2 separate regions of the Homo sapiens genome follow, and region 2 is linked to region 1. The links are chromatin loops, found by intact Hi-C in ENCODE. Cell type or tissue: endothelial cell of umbilical vein. All regions are shown on one strand. Links, peaks and the distances in the headings refer to the core of each region. The heading gives the core; the rest is flanking DNA.

The links. A loop is a pair of places that touch in the nucleus more often than their neighbours do. Peaks named below come from ENCODE experiments on the same cell type or tissue, not always from the same donor. Only the 100,000 strongest peaks of a DNase experiment are listed, where the experiment ranks them.
Region 2: a loop joins it to region 1, with 10 times the contacts of the local background. A loop is called at or near these places in 13 of 110 quality-filtered maps.

What each region holds. Positions count from the first base shown.
Region 1 is chr12:69,385,434-69,390,651 of GRCh38, forward strand. YEATS4 (YEATS domain containing 4) reads left to right here. Exons shown (of 7, transcript NM_006530.4): 7 at 4,714-5,218. The coding sequence ends at 4,883. Among named protein-coding and RNA genes, the nearest start is that of YEATS4, 28 kb to the left of the region's middle. In endothelial cell of umbilical vein, for the core only: a CTCF peak has its summit at 3,108 (motif pointing right); DNase peaks (open chromatin) are centred at 3,138 and 4,628; H3K27ac peaks cover 625 bases.
Region 2 is chr12:69,636,865-69,642,398 of GRCh38, forward strand. It overlaps LOC105369823 (a long non-coding RNA gene), which reads left to right. Exons shown (of 5, transcript XR_007063358.1): 3 at 1,946-2,150. Among named protein-coding and RNA genes, the nearest start is that of LRRC10, 29 kb to the left of the region's middle. RefSeq lists an enhancer at 2,606-2,685. In endothelial cell of umbilical vein, for the core only: a CTCF peak has its summit at 2,746 (motif pointing left); a DNase peak (open chromatin) is centred at 2,737.

The DNA of each region.
Region 1 (5,218 bases), core at 1-5,000:
AATAATAAAATGCCAGACTTATTCAGTGCTTACTATTTGTATTCTTCTGAGTCTGTACATGTATAAACTCACTTAATTCTATAACAGCTTTATTAGGTAATATTTAGAAAAGGAAACCGAGGTATAAGGAGGTTAAGAAACTTGCCCAGGGTCACACAGCTAGTTAGTAGTAGAATCAGAACTTGATCCCTGGCAGTCCTCAGAACTTAGGCTCCAAAAATTTAATAGTATTTTTATAGAGAGAATATTTATTATGGAGTATATTGGAAGTTTAAGCACTAATGATCTAGCTTTTTAGTTGCTTCTTCAAGAAATAGTAAAAATGATAGTGAACACTTAGTGAGAGCTTACTATGTACCTGACAAGCACTTTCCATTTCTTAACTTATTTAATACTCTAAAATAACCCTAGGAGGAAGATACTATGATTAGCACCATTTTGTAGGTAAAAGCTCTAGAAAGATTTGATAACTTGCCCAAAATTACCCAGTAGAGCCTGCATTTTAAACCCAAAATCTGTCCACTTAACTAATAAGTTGTAAAAAGCCTGATAGTCTGTCTCCTAACCAGTATGCTGAACTGACTTTATAAAAGTAGTAATTCTTTGGATTTGTTTTCTCGAAATTGAGCTTCATTGGGAAATTAAAAACAGAAACTTTTCTTTTTTTGTATAAGCATTTAACACATAGGAAGCAGAACACTGGAACAAGCTAAAAGAAGTTTTAAAATGTTTTCCCCCAGGATCTCATTGCTAATTAACTCATGTCTTCTTCCAAACATCTAGTGCCCTTCGCAGTCTTACAAGTTGTCAAAAATAAAAGTATCATGAATCAAACAACAAATCTATGTTATATCTACAGTGAATGCTGTCCTTCTGACAATTGAGTTAATCAGGTCTCCCTGGCTAGTTTTAAAACTACCGCTTACAGCTATACAGGACTCCTTGTCTTTATGCTGCTTCCTGGGCCTGTATGCCCACTTCATTTACCTAACTCCTTTCTCATTGTTTAAAATTCAGTTTAGATGTTACTACTACCAAGAAGCCCTCCTTCATAAAACTCACCCTTTCTACTTGATTTGAATCCAGTCTACTCTTGTCGTTCCCTATGATTACCTCATAACATTAGTGCATTTTTTTCTTACCTGTTTCCTGCCTCTGTACCCCAGCATCTAACAAAGCGCATATCATTCAGTGTGTTTTTTAAATTGATGTGGGGAGAGAGGGTATAGGGGAATACAAATTTCTGCATAGTAAAAAGCACTGGGAACAAAGTCTAAAGACTGACAGGCCATAGAAAAATGTACTCATGTCACAAATGACTAGTTTCTTAACATACAGTAGTCCCCCTTTATCTGGAGAGGACACATTCCAAGAACCCCAGTGGATGCCTAAAACTACAGATAGTACCAAGCCCTATATACTGTTTTTTCCTATACATATATACCTATGATAAAGTTTAATTTATAAATTAGGCACAATAAAAGATTAACAACACTAATTAATAAAATAGAACATTATAACAATGAACTCTAATAAAAGTTATGTAAATGTGTGCTCTTTCCCCACCCCACCCCCCAAAAAAATCTTATTCTACTTTTTACTCACCTATTTTCAGACCGCTATTGACAGTGGCTAACTGTAAGCATGGAAAATGAAACCATGGATGAGGGGGGACTACTGTATAAAGCTGTATATAGCTCTTACAAATCAATAAGAAAGGCCAATAACCCAATAGGAAAATGAGCAAAAGGAAAACAGATCATTTGTAGAAAGGGAGAAATGTCTCAAACATTATAAAAAAGATGAGTCAGCCCCAATAGTAATAAGATGAATGCGAATTACAGAAATACTGTTTTTAACCTTTCAGGTTAGGTAAGACCAAAAAGTTGATGCAGTAGGGAAACAGACACAATGCTAATGGGATTATAAATTGGTAGATCCTTTTGAGTTGCTTGATGTTCTTCCAGAATTACAAGTACATATATATTCTATAACAGTTCCATTTCCAGGAATTTATCCTACAAATATACTAAAATGATTATTTACAGCATACACATTATTGCATTGTTTGTAAAAGAAAAAAATGGAGATACTCTGAGTGTACATCAATAGGGGGCAGACTAAATGAATTTTATTTATCCATTCAATTAGGTCCTCTGTAGTCATTAAAAAGAATGAGACAGCTCTGTGTTATAGGGTGAGCTTCCAGATATAATGTTAAGTGAAACAGCAAGGTGCAAAACAATGTGTATAGAATGATACCACTTGTGTTGGGAAGAAGAAGAAACTGCACTTGGGTATATGCTTTGTATATCAGCAGACTATTTCTGGGAAGATATCAGAGAACACAACAGTGATTATCTCTGGGAAGAAGCACTGATTGGTCATGGCAGGCTGGGGAACAAGTGTAGTAGAAGGGCATATTTTTTCACTGTCTACTCTTTAATCTTTTAATTTGTAATCTTGTGTGTACTACCTATGTATAAAAATAATTTGTAAAAGAATGAAAAGAATTACAAAGTAAAATATGAATTGTTTTGACAATCACAAAAAGCAAGTCACCAGCAATGAGCAAAATAAGGAAAGAACTCATTAATATTCATTGAATTTTTTTATTTTTTTTATTTTTATTTTTTTTTTTTGAGGCAGAGTCTCGCGCTGTCGCCCAGGCTGGATGGAGTGCAGGGCGCGATCTCGGCTCACTGCAAGCTCCGCCTCCTGCGTTCACGCCATTCTCCCGCCTCAGCCTCACGCGTAGCTGGGACTACAAGTGCTCGCCACCATGCCCAGCTAATTTTTTGTATTTTTAGTAGAGACAGGGTTTTACCGTGTATTGCATGTTTTTTATGTGCTAGATGCTTTACATATAATTACTTCATGTAATCTTCGTAAATCCTCTGAGAAATACCTAGTTTTAGCTGTATCGTACAAAGAGATTGATGGAGCCTTAGAAATGTTAGCATTCGGCTAATAAGGAAGCAAGGGTTTATTTGAAATCAGATCTTTTCTGTTTCCATAGTTGGGTTTTTTTCCCACCAAACCATCTGGCTTCCAATTAGTGACCATCTTTTATTAGTGAAAGTAAGTATAAGTGTACTTTAATAGTGAGCAGCAGTTACCAAAAATGTCCACAAGATGGAAATGTTAGACACAAGCAGATATTTTTCTTTGTAAAACATCATGCTACATATCCAAGTGGCATATTTAAATAGATGTGTCCTGTTTTGCAGTAACATTTCTTTAGTACTTTGTTATAGATAGATAGTTTCAGATATCACTTAATGTTTCTCTTTTCTCATAACAATAGTTGATAGGGCTTTTTCTGTACCAGGCAGTATTCTGGGTACTTTACATAAATTAATTCATTAAGTCTTCTCAACAGGCTGGGTGTGGTGGCTCACACCTGTAATCCCAGCTGCTTGGGAAGCTGAGGTGGGATAATCACTTGAACCCGGGAGTGAGAGTTTGCAGTGAGCCAAGATCACACCACTGCACTCCAGCCTGGGTGACAGAGTAAGATCCTGTCTCAAAAGTTTTCTCAACAAATAATATTATGAAGTATTTGCCATTATCATTTCTGTTTCATAAGTGAGGAACATAGGTGAAATAGCTTACAGTGTCACAGCTAGTAAGTGGCAGAGCTGGGATTCAAATTTTAGCAGTTATTGCCACCTATTTGAAAAAAAGATATTGGCTTGTATTGATAGTGTGATTTTGTTTATAAGTTTCACCTGGGCCGGGCCTGGTGGCTTATGCCTGTAATCCCCGCACTTTGGGAGGCTAAGGAGGGCGGATTGCCTGAGCTCAGGAGTTCGCAGTCAGCCTGGGCAACACGGTGAAACCCCGTCTCTACTAAAATACAAAAAATTAGCCGGGCATGGCAGCATGCACCTGTAGTCCCAACTACTCAGGAGGTTGAGGCAGGAGAATTGCTTGAACCTGGGAGGCATAGGTTGCAGTGAGCTGAGATCATGCCACTGCTCTCCAGCCTGGGCGACAAGAGCGAGACTCCATCTCAAAAAAAAAAAAAAAAAGTTTCACCTGTATATAAATTTAAGAATACTTGTAGTTAACGCTTCCCCCCCACCCCCACCCATTAAGACAGAGTCTCACTCTGTCGACCAGGCTGGAGTGCACTAGCGTCATCTCAGCTCACTGCAACCTCTGCCTCCCAAGTTCAAGTGATTCTCATGCCTCAGCCACCAGAGTAGCTGGGATTACAGGTGTGCACCACCACGCCCTGCTAATTTTGTATTTTTGATAGAGACGAGGTTTTGCTATGTTGGCCAGGTTGGTCTCGAACTCCTGACCTCAAGTGATCCACCTGCCTTAGCCTCCCAAAGTGCTGGGATTACAGACATAAGCCACTGCGCCCAGTCACCTCTCATTAGCTGATGTATCTTGGGTTTGTGTGCCCCCTTATTTCAATCTTAATATGTGTATGGAAAAAAGGACATTATGTCTTAAAATTTTAACTGTGAGTTGGTGACCAGAATTTTATTTTTAGTTGTAGGAAACATCTTAGATCCTCTCTTGGGAATTCAGACATTCTTCCCCTCCCCCAACCTGCACCCATGTTTAATGTTGTAATTCTTAAGTTATCCACATTTCATCATGGAAACATTGTCGTCAGGAAATGCCATATTTATTACCCTGTCATATATCTTAAACATGTGAGAAAAATACTTTAGTAAAAGTATTTGTTTTCTTTAGTTGCAGAGCTTGAAGTGAAAACCAGAGAAAAATTAGAAGCTGCTAAGAAAAAAACAAGCTTTGAGATTGCAGAGCTTAAGGAGAGATTAAAAGCAAGTCGTGAAACTATAAATTGTTTAAAAAATGAAATCAGAAAACTTGAAGAAGATGACCAAGCAAAAGACATATAAACAGTTCTCATGAGAACTTGGTAGTAAGCTAAACTGAAAATAAGGTGGGCTTCACTGGAGAAATGGACTTACTGCAAATGCTGTGATGTTTCTTAGAGGAACTTCATATACAGCTGTTGACCATGAATTTCTTAGCAATAGGAATTTGTACTATTTAAGCAATCTTTAATGGAAAATATGTGTGTAAGAATGGATGCTATATAGGTATTTTACCAACCCATTTTAAGAAAATTCTATGATATTAAGCACAGTTTTTAAAAATGTTTATTGTAGTATATGTATAGCTTATTACCCTTTTGACAGGCATCAAAATTTCATTATAAAGTATTACTTGT
Region 2 (5,534 bases), core at 279-5,278, 250 kb after region 1:
AGACTTTCATCTGTAAATAATGACTGACACTGCATGGTTGCTGTGAGACTAGTAGGTGCACCATAAATAGGTCAAAGAAAACAACAGGATCAAAGGCAAAGCTGTCGCTGGTAGTGACCTTGAGGAGAAAATAAGTTGGCATCTCTGTCTTTATTTGATGATTTCTTCTTATAATAACACTTTCAATATTTTAATTAAATTTCATTTTTTCAACTATTGTCCAGATATTTTTGCCTTGGAGTTTTTAAAGTGTAGGCTGGAGTACAGTGGTGTGATCTTGGCTCACTACAACCTCCACCTCCCAGGTTCAAGAGATTCTTGTCCCTCAGCCTCCTGAGTAGCTGGGATTACAGGCGTGCACCACCAGGCCTAGCTACCTCTTGTATTTTCAGTAGAGATGGGGTTTCACCATGTTGGCTAGTTGACCTCAAATGATCTGCCCACCTTGGCCTCCCAAAGTGCTGGGATTACAGGTGTGAGCCACTACACCCGGTCAAGAGTGTCGAATGTTGATTGACAACAGTAAGCCTAAGGTTAGTCCTTGGAATTGTCATTGTTGCTCAGAGACCTTGTGATTATGGTACTGGCAGTAACGGGATCTGGAATATTACTAAACGGTAATATGGGAGAGAGGGCTGATACTATGAAGAGGTCCTGAGATAAAATTCTAGGATATGTTGTTGTATTAGTTAGGATACCAGCTGAAATGCTATAACAAAGGGACCCCCAAATCCAGTGTCACACAAGTCATGAAACAGGTCCAGGGTCAGGGGGTGGCTCCTGTCATCCTCAACACGTGGCTTCCAAGATCGCTCCAGTCACCCATCTCTCAGACAGCAGGAATGCAGAAAGGGAGCGCCACAGCTTCTCCTTCCAGGAGATGATCTGCAAATTGCACCTGTCATGCTTTGCTCACATTCTATTGCCCAAATGTAGTCACTTGTGATCCATAGAATGGATACTGGGAGACAATTAGTAGACTTTGCTACAGGTAGCCAATAGCCCAGCCTGCAGAGTCACGTCAGATATGAAATCCCAAAGTTCCTCCTGACTATTGGCAACAACAATCACTAACTGCTACTACAAAAAGGTAAAACAAAAATGAACTTACACTTTCAAAATATCATTCATGTATATTAAACAAATACTTCTTGAGTGTCTACCCAGTGCCAGACAGTGGTCTAGGTTCTGGGAGGTACAGCATCGTGGGCCACATGGTTAGAAGCTGAGTGTTCCTAACAAGGAGGCTGATTTTGCTGCTCTACTTTGCACTGGTTAAAAAAAAAATTCCACCTCCCACCCATCAAATATGGGGAGTACTGTGCTTGCTTCTGGGTGCACATTTGAGTAGGACCATTTATGACACCGCCAGCAGAGACAGATCAGGACAGTGGAAGGACTCAAGATCATCAGATGTAAAGAACAATTTGATTCTTGGTTTGGCAAGGTTTGGTCTCAAGAAACGGTGTGTGTGTGTGCACGCGTGTGTGTGTGTGTGTGTTGAGGGCATGTATAGAAGCATCATACTCTTCAGATGTTTGAGGCAGGTCCTGAGCAGGCAGGAGGATGGACTACTTAGGTGTGGACCCACAGGCAGAATCAGAACCAGTGGGATCTGGCTGTCAGGGGACAGCTTTTCACTCAACATGGAGAAGGCCTCTAAAGAGTGTAATGTCCCAGCATGCAGTGTGTTGTCTCAGGAAGGGTGAATTGTCTTTCACTAAAGGGATTCCAGCTGGATGAATCTTGGCAGGATGATTGTAGAGAGAATTCTACCACACAACAAGGCACTGAACCAGGTGACACAAAAATTTCCTTCTCACCTCAAGGTTCTAAGAACAGAAGGTCAGTGACATGAAGACCTACTGTGAATGCATTTACTCCAACCAACCGGGAGCCAGTGGGTATCAGCAGCCTCTGAGGTCTATTCCTTGATGTCTTGCAGATGAAGAGGCTCTCCATTCCACATTCCCCACTGATTTGAAGAGATTCTCCATGTTGGTCAGGCTGGTCTCGAACTCCTGACCTCAGGTGATCCACCTGCCTCGGCCTCCCAAAGTGCTGGGATTACAGACGTGAGCCACCGTGCCAGGCCCATATCCCCCTCCTGATAAGACCCTCAGCTGCCAATTTCTTGGATTCTGTCTTTGGTAAGCAATCCATTTAGAAGGGGAGATTTTAAACATTAACAAGAGCTTAAAGAAATAATTAAAGTGTGTGTGCTTGTGTATTATCTTGGACTCAGGGATGCAGAACCCCCCGCCCATAAGAAAGGCTGTTTCTACTCAAAAGCCCCTCTGTGCTTTGAAGCATCTTCCTCTAAAGTTTCTCATATTCAAGTCCCTCCCTGGTGCCTGGGACTGGCGGGGCTGGCAATGCCATCTGGACAAGGCGCTCTAAGGCGTGTGGGGTTTCCTGCAGGCCCTGCTTCCAGGAGTAACCTGACTGATGCATGGGTCACTCCTGGGTCTGGTGCGGTGTTTTGTTTTTTTCAACATACTGATTTGGAATGACTCAAATTATTTACACACACAGGGGCTCTGCATACGTTAGGGGCAGCCCTGATCGCCCCAGCCCTGTCCATCCATGTCCCAAGCCTCCTTCCCCAGAGGCAATGACAAGTGCATCTGAGAATCTTCAGTCGCCCTCAGGGATGAACATAGCTTCCACCCTTGGTTTCAGATGGATTGAAGCGGAGGCTCTCATCTGGGCCTTTTGAGGCTCGCCATGCTAAGTGCTGCCACCTGGAGGCAGCGTGGAGAAACCCTCGCTGGTGTTCCTCCCTTGGCCTTTGCTTCTGCCACGTGTAGTTTGTTATACGCTGTTTTTATCAAATCGGTCCAAGGTAGGAGATTTAAGAAATAATGTCCATAGATATTTGACTTCGCAAAATAGTCACTTATATACTTTCAGGGAAGAAACATTAAAAATTATGAAATCTGAGGAGGGGGAAGGAGAGGAAAAAAAATCCCAAATGTTTTGCTCCAAAGTCTGGCCCATTTTATTAACTAATATTAAAAATAGTTAATAATTATTGAGTCATAACTTTGCATCAGACCCCATATTAATAGCTTTATCTTCACAATTTCATTTAATTTTTCAAACAACCTGACGAGGAAGGTTCTGGCATTAACACAATTTTGTAGTTGATGAAATTGAGGTTAAGGGATGTTCGGTAGCTTGCTCAAGGTCTTACAGCTAGTAAGTGTTTGAGCCCGACTAGAGCAGTGCCTCAGCTCTTAATCACCATACTATTTAATAATATGATGATATAAACATGATGGCAAGTATGTATTGTGTATGCTATATGGCTAGCTGTGTAATATGAGTTTATTAATACCCACAAAAATAGGTATTACTATTATCTCCATTTCATTTGTGAGAAAACCAAGTCACAGAAAGGTTAAGTAACTTGTCACCAAAAGTGGTCTATCCAAGATTTGAATCCATGAAATCTAAGTCCAAAGCTCATATTCCACTTTTTTTTTTTTTTTTTTTGAGAGAGAGAATCTCGCTCTGTCACCCAGGCTGGAGTGCCATGGTGCAATCTTAGCTTACTGTAACCTCTGCCGCCTGGGTTCAAGTGATTCTTCTGCCTCAGCTTCCTGAGTAGCTGGGATTACAGGCACCTGCCACCAAGCCTGGCTAATTTTTTTGGTATTTTTAGTAGAGATGGGGTTTTGTCATGTTGGCCAGGCTGCTCTCCAACTCCTGACCTCAGGTGATCTGCCCACCTTGGCCTCCCAAAGTGTTGGGATTACAGGCGTGAGCCACCATACCCGGCCCAAAGCTCATATTCTTACTTTTATGTTCAAAGACCTCACTTCTTCACAAATGTTGACCAGGCCATGTTTGAAATTTGGTTTTATATGTGGAATATGTAATATGTTTTTTATGTGGAATGTATATATAAAACATATATAAAAACATATATAAAAATATGTTTTATATGTGGAATGTAAAATCAGAGCTCATAAACCAGGCACAGTGGCATATCGCAGTAGTCCCAGCTACTCAAGAGGCTGAGGTGGGAGGATCACTTGAGTCCAGGAGCTCAGGGCCAGCCTGGGCAGCATAGCAAGATCCATCAAGATCCATCTCTAGGAAAAACAAACAAACAAACAAAAAACAAGAAGAACTTACTCCCCTGGTATACTGTGGACCACAGACCATAGAAAGTACACATTGTCTGCTGAAAAATACGTAGAGAAGATACCTGGCTGGTACCCAGCCAGCAGGTGTTATGGATGCAGGGCGGCAGTGATGCCCATGCCACCCTGTATCTGCTCTTTTAGGTTCTAGGAGGCCCTGAGGGAGGGGGATTGTGTGTATCAGTTTTAGATGTCACCACCAACTCTGAACAGCTCTGAATCCTAGGACACATACTTATATCTGATTTTTACTGCATGTTTTTGTTTTGTTTTGTTTTTTGGAGACAGTCTCACTTCATCACCCAGGCTGAAGCACAGTGGCGTGATCATAGCTCACTGCCGCCTTGACCCCCTAGGCTCAGGCCATCCTCCTGTCTTAGCTTTCTGAGTAGCTGGGACTATAGGCACATGCCAGCATGCCTGGTTAATTTTTAAGTTTTTTTTTGTGTGTGTGGAGATGGGGTCTTACTATGTTGCCCAGGTGGGTCTCAAACTCCTGGCCTCAAGCAATCCTCTTGCCTTGGCCTCTTAATGTTGGGATTACAGGTGTGAGCCACTGTGCCCCACCCTACGCTGCATGTTTCAGTGGGGTAACAACAGAGTGGGATTTGCAAAAACTGTGTGTGGGAGAGACATCGACTCCCTTAGCCTTGGGTACTGGAGGTGAGGCAGCTGCAGAGAACTGCACTGGTGGCTGGGGGGCCATACCCCATCGACCTTGATGGAACAGCTGAAGGACACGGTTGTTTCCACTCTGACGCTGGCTTTCTGCTCTTTGCTCTCAAACGCCTCAGTGCTCCTTCCACAGGCTCTCTGAGTATCACTTGAAATATTCAGAGGAAAGTGGCTCTAAACTTTATGTTGGCCAAACACAAAGCCAGTGCCCATCACGGAAAGAACTCAAGAACATGGGCATATTCTTGCCTCTTATATTTGACGTTTTGCCTAACTCCAGTCTTTTATCAACTTTTGGACTTATAACTTTTAGAAGTTTTATTTCCCCTGCAGTGAGGGGGCTTGATCTTGTCCTTAGTCATCTCTCCCACCAGCAGGATTTACCAACTCTGGCTTAGCTGTTTCTTCCTCCACTTACTGGCTTGCCTTTGTCCTTAGGAGAGTAAAGCTGGCTTTAACACATTCCATATCCCAGGCTGGGCACAGTGGTGCACGCCTGTAATCCCAGCACTTTGGGAGGCCAAGGTGGGCAGATCACTTGAGGCCAGGAGTGGCCTGGCCAGCATGGTGAAACTCCGTCTCTACTAAAAATACAAAAATTAGCCGGGTATGGTGGGGCATGCTTGTAATCCCAGCGACTCAGAAGGCCGAGGCACGAGAATCACTTGAACCCAGGAGGCAGAGGTTGCAGTGTGATGAGATTGTGCC